Linked DNA regions of Homo sapiens: region 1 is linked to region 2. Evidence: chromatin contacts called from ENCODE Hi-C data. All regions are on one chromosome and are shown on one strand. The core of a region is the stretch at or near the end of the contact, and the rest is flanking DNA. Distances in the headings are between cores, read along the strand shown.

Region 1 (3,779 bases), core at 1,148-3,647, 750 kb after region 2:
TATGATGCATTATGCATTTCTCCAAACATATTCTTGTCATTAGGTGATGCATGACTGTACCATAATCTGTTTTAAAGTAAAACTATTATTTGTGCCAGACTTAAAAATGTGCTAAAATATGGCAGCTAAAAGTGATAATGATAGAAAGAAACCTGGTTTCTCTAGTTTACTAGCAAAGTTTTTTTAAGCCTGGTATATGACTCGAAGTACATTTATAATACCGTATGTACAACATGACATTTTTATAGTTCATCTCTCTTTTTTTTTTTTTTTTTTTAGAGTGGAGATCTCTATCACCCAGGCTGGAGTCCAGTGGCATGATCCATCATAGCTCACTGCAGCAGCTTTGAGCTTCTATTTATTTATTTATTTATTTATTTATTTATTTATTTATTTAAAGAGACAGGGTCTAGCTCTGTCACCCAGGCTGGAGTGCAGTGACATGATCCGAGCTCACTGCAGCCTTGAACTCTCCTGTGTTTAAGTGATCCTCCCTCAAGCCTCCCGAGTAGCTGGGACTACAGGTGCCCACCACAGCACCCAGCTAATTAAAAAAAAAATTTTTTTTTTTTAAGTAGAGATGGGCCTCGCTTTGTTGCCCAGGCTGGTCTCAAACTCTTGGCCTCAAGAGATCCTCCTGCCTCAGTTTCCCAAAGTGCTGGGATTCCAGGCAGTGGCACCTGGCCTTTTCAGTTTACTTATTTATTTTTTTGACATGGAGTCTCACTCTGTCGCCCAGGCTGGAGTGCAGTGGCATGATCTCAGCTCACTGCAACCTCCGCCTCCCAGGTACAAGCTATTCTCCCACCTCAGCCTTCTGAATAGCTGGGATTACAGGCACCTGCCATCATACCCAGCTAAGTTTTGTATTTTTAGTAGAGACAGGGTTTCACCATATTGGCCAGGCTGGTCTTGAACTTCTGACCTCAGGTGATCCACCGACCTCAGGTGATCCGCCTACCTTGGCCTCCCAAAGTGCTGGGATTACAGGTGTGAGCCACCACGCCTGGTCTTCGGTTTATTTATTTATTTTTTTAGAGATGAGGTCTTACTGTGTTGCCCAGGCTGGTCTCAACTCCTGGCTTCAAGCTATTCTCTGGTCTTAGCTTCCTGAGTAACTGGGATTATAGGCACAAGCCACTGTGCCAGGCCAGTTGTCATTTAATCTGCATTTAGTAGTGTAAGAACTAGCCAGTAATTCCAGCTACTTAGGAGGCTGAGGCAGGAGGATTGCTTGAGGCCAGGAGTTTTAAGACCAGCCTGAGCAATATATTGAGGACCCCATCTCTACAATGAAAAATGAAGCTGGGTACACTGGCTCATGCCTGTAATCCCTGCACTTTGGAAGGCTAAGGCTGGCGCATTGTTTGAGCCCAGGAGTTTGAGACCAGCCTGGGTAAAGTGGTGAAACCTCATCTCTACTAAAAATACAAAAATTTAGCTGGGAGTGGTGACACACATCTGTAGCCCCAGCTACTCAGGAGGCTGAGGTAGGAGGATCACCTGAGCCCAGGAACTCAAGGCTGCAGTGAGCTATGGTAGTGCCATGGCACTCCAGCCTGGGTGATGGGAGCCAGAACCTGTCTCAAAATAAATAAATAAATTTAATTAAATGAAAAAAAAAAAAAAAGCCAGACATAGTGGCACACACTGTAGTCTCAGCTGCTCAGGTGGCTAAGGTAGGAAGATTGCTTGAGCCCATTTCAGGGCTGTAGTGCACAATGATCAAGCCTGTGAATAGCCACTGTACTCCAGCCTGGACAACATAGTGAGACCTTGTCTCTTAAAAGAAAAAATAATGTAAGGACTCATTTACCAAGTACTAGATACATGGACTCTCCAGTTAAGAAGATTGAAATCTAAGTTGTGGATAGGCGCCCTTAAAAGATGAGTATCTAGCAAGTTTATGGCTATGGAAAAATAAAGGATTTGAAATAGGAGTTACTCTACAAAAGTTTGAAAATGTGTGCCCAACACTTACTCAAATAAGTATCTAAAGGAAATAAGGTTGGTTTCTTTCCATTGTGGAAGCGCCCTCTTGTGGTTAGTTGTCATGAATTTGGAGTATTGTTTTTTATATATATTTACATATATGTATACATGTAGATATTTGCAAATTTTTTTCTTTTTTTTTAAATTGTTTTTGGCTTTGGACAAAATGAAAACCTTTATTTAAAAATACAGGCTGGGGCCGGACGCGGTGGCTCATGCCTGTAATCCCAGCACTTTGAGAGGCCAAGGAGGGCAGATCACTTGAGGTCAGGAGTTCCAAACTAGCCTGGCCAACATCGTGAAACCCCATATCTACTAAAAATACAAAAGTTAGCCAGGAGTGGTGGCAGGCGCCTATAATCCCAGCTACTCAGGAGGCCGAGGCATGAGAATTGCTTGAACCCGGGAGGTGGAGATTGCAACAAGCCAGGATTGCGCCACTGCACTCCAAGCTGGGAGATAGAGTGAGACTGTTTCCAAAAATAGAAATGCTGGAAGCGGTTGCTTATGCCTGTAGTCCCAGCACTTTGGGAGACTGAGGCAGGCAGATCACTTGAGGCCAGATCGAGACCAGCCTGGCCATCATAGTGAAACCCCGTCTTTACTAAAAATACAAAAATTAGCTGAGCATAGTGGCACATGCCTTAAGTCCCAGCTACTCGGGATGGTGAGGCACAAGAATTGCTTGAACCTGGGAGGCGGAGTCTGCAGTGAGCTATGATCACACCACTGCACTCCAACCTGGGCAACAGTGGGAAACTCTGTCTCAAAAAATATATATATATATATATGTATATGCATTGGGCCAAGCACGGTAGTTCACGCTTGTAATTCCAGTACTTTGGGAGGCTGAGGTGGGCGGATCACTTGAGCCCAGAAGTTCAAGACCAGCCTGGGCAACATGGTGAAACCTCATCTCTATTGAAAAAAAAAAGAGTAAATGAGGTTTAAAAAAAAATACAGTATTGGAGGTGAGGCACGGTGGCTTACACCAGAATCACACTGGGATGCTCTGTGTTCCTGTGGGCAGTCGAGGGGTCAGGCCAACACATTCATGCCGTTGCTACCATCTGGGGTCACTGTATTGTCCTCAAGAATTCAAGGGGATATGCTTCCCAAAATCAAGAGTGCAACTTGGATTTTCAGCATTTTTTAGTTCATGTTGTTTCTTTGGTGTCTAGCAGCTAAATTTCATTTTTCAGGTTAAAGCTTCCCAGGCTCATAGTTGTTTAAATATGATGGCTAGAGGAAAGGAAGAGTGAGAGCCAGCTGGTTCCTTGTATTTTTAAATAGACAAAAGAAACATATTTTTCGGTAATTTTACACTTTTTTGTTCTTATTCACAGCTGTATTTTTTTAAATCAACTTCCCTTTAAAGCCATATAGCTGTATTTTAATATTACCTTGGTAACTGTTAGAGTAGCTAATATTCAAAAGACAAAAAATAACAGATGCTGGTGAGGATGCAGAGAAAAGCAAACTCTTATACACTGTTGGTGGGAATGTAAATCAGTATAGCCATTACGGAAAACAGTATGAATATTTCTCAAAAAGCTAAAAATAGAACTACTGTATGATCTAGCAATCCTACTATTGAGTATTTATCCAAAAGAAGAGAAATCAGCATGTCAGAAAGATACCTGCACCTCCATGTTTATTGCTGCACTATTCACAATAACAAAGATAGAGAATCAACCTAAGTGTCCATCAGCAGACAAATGGATTAAGAAAATATGGTATATATACACAAAGGGATACTATTTGGCCATAAAAAATATTGCAGTCAT
Region 2 (3,637 bases), core at 718-3,217:
CTATGTTGGCCAGGCTGGTCTCGAACTCCTGACCTCAAGTGATCTGCCCCCCTCAGCCTCCCAAAGTGCTGGGATTACAGGCGTGAGCCACCATGCCCAGCCTGCAGTTGCCTTAAGTTGCAGCTACTAAGTCACTTGCCTCAGAGAGGCCTCCCGGTCCACTCTAATTCATACTTGTGAATTATGCATTCTGCTAATTCCAGACCACTATATTCACAAAGCAGTGATAGAAAGCATTCATTAATTTTTATATATATTTTTTGAGACAGTCTCGCTTTGTCGCCCAGGTCGGAGTGCTGTGGTGAAATCACAGCCCACCACAACCTCTGCTTCCCGGGTTCAAACGATCTTCCCACCTCAGCCTCCCAAGTAGCTGGGACCACAGGCGCACACTATTGCAACCAGTTAATGTTTGTATTTTTTGTAGAGACAGGGTTTTGCCATGTTGCCCAAGCTGGTCTTTTAATTCCTGGGCTCCTCCCTCCTCAGCCTCCCTGTGCTATTGACGTGTTATTTCATTACTTGTTAGCCCCTTGCGCAGGATTTTGTGTTTGGGACAAGCCAACAGTGATGGAAATTTTCTCCCTTTTTTGTTTTGTTTTTTTTGAGATGGAGTTTTGCTGTTGTTGCCCAGGTTGGAGTGCAATGGTGCAATCTCGGCTCACCACAACCTCTGCCTCCCAGATTCAAGCGATTCTCCTGCCTCAGCTTTCTGAGTAGCTGGGATTACAGGCATGCGCCACCAAGCCTGGCTAATTTTGTATTTTTAGTAGAGACGAGCTATCTCCATGTTGGTCAGGCTGGTCTCGAACTCCTGACCTCAGGTGATCCGCCAGCCTCAGCCTCCCAAAGTGCTGGGATCACAGGCTTGAGCCACCGCACCCGGCATAAAGCATTTATTTTTGAATGTTCATATTTTTGATAAAGCAGTGTGACATCAGGAACATTTCGTTGCAGTCATTTTCTACCATGTTGGTATGCAATGCTCTAATGTTAAGAAATCAAGCTGAAATCTAGGAAATGTAGCCTGAATGTCTGTGATATATAAGACATAATTACATAAACGTAATAGCTGTATCTAAAAGTTGACCTATCTTTGTGTTGAAAATTTCCATCGGGCCGGGCGCGGTTGCCCATGCCTGTAATCCCAGCACTTTGGGAGGCCGAGGCGAGTTCGAGACCAGCATGACCAACATGGAGAAAACCTGTCTCTACTAAATATACAAAATTAGACGGGCCTGGTGACGCATCGCATGCCTGTAATCCCAGCTACTCGGGAGGCTGAGGCGGGAGAATCGCTTGAACCCAGGAGGCGGAGGCTGCGGTGAGCCAAAATCGCGCCATTGCACTCCAACCTAGGCAACAAGAGCGAAACTGTGTCTCAAAAAAAAAAAAGAAAATTTCCATCATTGTTTGCTTGTCCCAAACAAAATCCTGCGTAAGGGGATACGAAGTAATGAAATAACACGGCAGTAGATCTGCCTTTGCACATTGCTCAGGAGGCCACGGATTTGTCCGAAGTTTCTTTTTTCTCTAAAATGAGAAATGGAAAATTGCCTTTTGAAGAAGATGTAAATGCCCCACCCTCTGACGCTGTCTCACTCCCTTCCTGTGTCACTCTTACCGCTGAAGTCAGGACCTGACATTATCTTGTTGACATGTTTGCGTTTTTATCGTCAGCCTCGTCGAAAGGGGCGTACGATTGCTCCCCGAAACCAGGGTCTTTCCCGGCCGATTCCCCAGCTAGCAACAAGCCCCTTGCAAAGAGGAGGCGGACAGTGACTGGAATACAGGGACACGCACACTCGAGCCACACTGGCCGCCTCCCTCGGCCCTCGCAAGGGTCCCTAACGCGCCTTCGGAAGCCGCCTAGGCGGGGCCTGCGCGCGCGGGCCTCTGGGAAGTGTAGTTCGCGCGCCCGGCGTGGACCCGGGGTTGCAGGAGCGAGGCTCCGAGTGCGCAGGCGCACTTCCAGTTCTGCCCCACCGCTGCGGCCATTGTCCGACCCCGGTGCGGCTGAGGCCCCTTTGGGCAGCCCCTCCGCAGATCAGAATTGGAGATAACCGAGGCTTCGGCGGGGGCGGGAGGAGCTGCCCGAGGCTCTGGGTGGGCCGGAGGTCGCGAAATCCGGAGCCCCCCAGAGGCGGTGATTCTGAGTGCGCGGGTCTGGGCGGGACCCCTCCTGGGTTTGGCGGGTGTCAGCCGGGCCTCGCCCACCACCCTGCGAAGGGGACTGGGCGTGGCCGGAGGGGGGTGTCCGGGAGGCCGCTGAGCCTTTCATTTCGGGGATGGGGAGCGGCAGGCCCGGGCTGGTTCCACGGTCCTCGCCACCATCTCCCCTGGAGATGTGGTTTAGGGGCGGAGGTGGGGCGGGGCGGGGCGGGGTGGGGTCGGTGTTGCAGCGGGGTGAGTGGGCCCTGTCCTTTCTCCCCAGCTCCTGCCCCGGAGCCGGGCCCTGGCGAGGCAGGAATGGCCCCGAGGCCTCCGACCGCCGCGCCCCAGGTGAGCAACGCGTTCCTAACCTCCTGGGCATCCCATCCATCTATCCATCCCATCTCCCAAGGGTGTTTGGAGCAGTCATTGTTCTCTGCCTGGCGACTCCCTTACTTGCTTGGCTCGATCGGAGCCTCCTGGCCATGGAAAACCCCAGGCTTTGGGGAGCTGGATTCCCAAAGGGGAGGCTGCTCTGTGGGGTAGAGAGGGCCAGTGTGGTGCGATCTTGTGGGAGGAGTTGAGATTGGATGCGTTGGGAAGTGTCAGTTTTGAGAGTCCTGAATGCCACGCCAGTTTTTTGAACTCTTGTCAATAAGAAATGGAGAGAGTGGGGTCACAGGATGGAACACTGTAGAGGAGGAAGTGACTGTCGGCAAGTGTGGAGAGAGGAGCCCCAGCTTCTGACCCAGGGCCCATAGAGAGTCCGTAAGGGGCCGTAGAAGCCTGGTTAGAACATGTCTAGGAAGAGGCTGGAGATGGGCTTTCTTGGGCAAGGAGGCAAAAACAAAACAAAATAAAAAACAACCAAAAATAAAACCAGGGCTGATTCTCCCAGAGCTTTTTGTGTCTGTCCTTTTCTGCTTTAACAAAAATGTAATAGAGCAACTCACTCCCCACCGCCAGAAGTCCAGCCTTCACCTTAATGTGAGGCTGATTCGTGAACCCATTTATTCTTGTGGCAGAGGGGGCATTTTCTAGAAGCGTCACAACTCTAAGGTTATCCATTGATTTACATATTGGTGAAAATACATCAAGATCCAGATGGTATCTGTATCTTTGAATCTACATTCTCTTTAGAATTAAGGGAAAATGACAGATTGTAGTTGCTAGGTGTGTGAGACATCAAGATCAATTCAAATAAAAATACCAAGTTGCCAGGTACAGTGGGTCACACCTGTAAGTCCAGCACTTTGGGAAGCTGAGGCAATAGGATCGTTTAAGCCCAGGAATTTGAGACCAGCCTGGGCAACATAGTGAGACTCCGTCTCTGCAAAAAAAAAAAAAAAAAAAAAATTTAAAAGATAAAAACACCAACTTAGTAATGTCCTTTAAAAGAGCAGTTTATAGTGAATTAAGCATACAATACATCATGCCTTTTTTTTTTTTTTTTTTGAAACAGGGTCTCTTGTCACCCAGTCTGGAG

Evidence for each region. A loop is a pair of places that touch in the nucleus more often than their neighbours do. Pooled maps may share reads with other maps.
Region 1: a loop to region 2 is called in a map of heart left ventricle, with 9 times the contacts of the local background. The contact joins the enhancer-like site here to the promoter of ZFP90 in region 2. A Hi-C loop is called at or near these places in 2 of 168 maps with a recorded cell type or tissue (heart left ventricle and right cardiac atrium), 1 of 37 single-sample maps with no recorded cell type and 2 of 50 pooled maps.

Annotation. Positions count from the first base shown.
Region 1 is chr16:69,285,099-69,288,877 of GRCh38, forward strand. All of the region lies in intron 5 of SNTB2 (syntrophin beta 2), which reads left to right. Among named protein-coding and RNA genes, the nearest start is that of VPS4A, 24 kb to the right of the region's middle. Within about 2 kb of position 2,398, at least 10 of the 41 ENCODE cell types and tissues checked have a DNase peak (open chromatin) inside an H3K27ac peak, as active enhancers do.
Region 2 is chr16:68,537,324-68,540,960 of GRCh38, forward strand. ZFP90 (ZFP90 zinc finger protein) reads left to right here and starts at 1,968. Exons shown (of 5, transcript NM_001305203.2): 1 at 1,968-2,156; 2 at 2,435-2,502. The coding sequence starts at 2,470.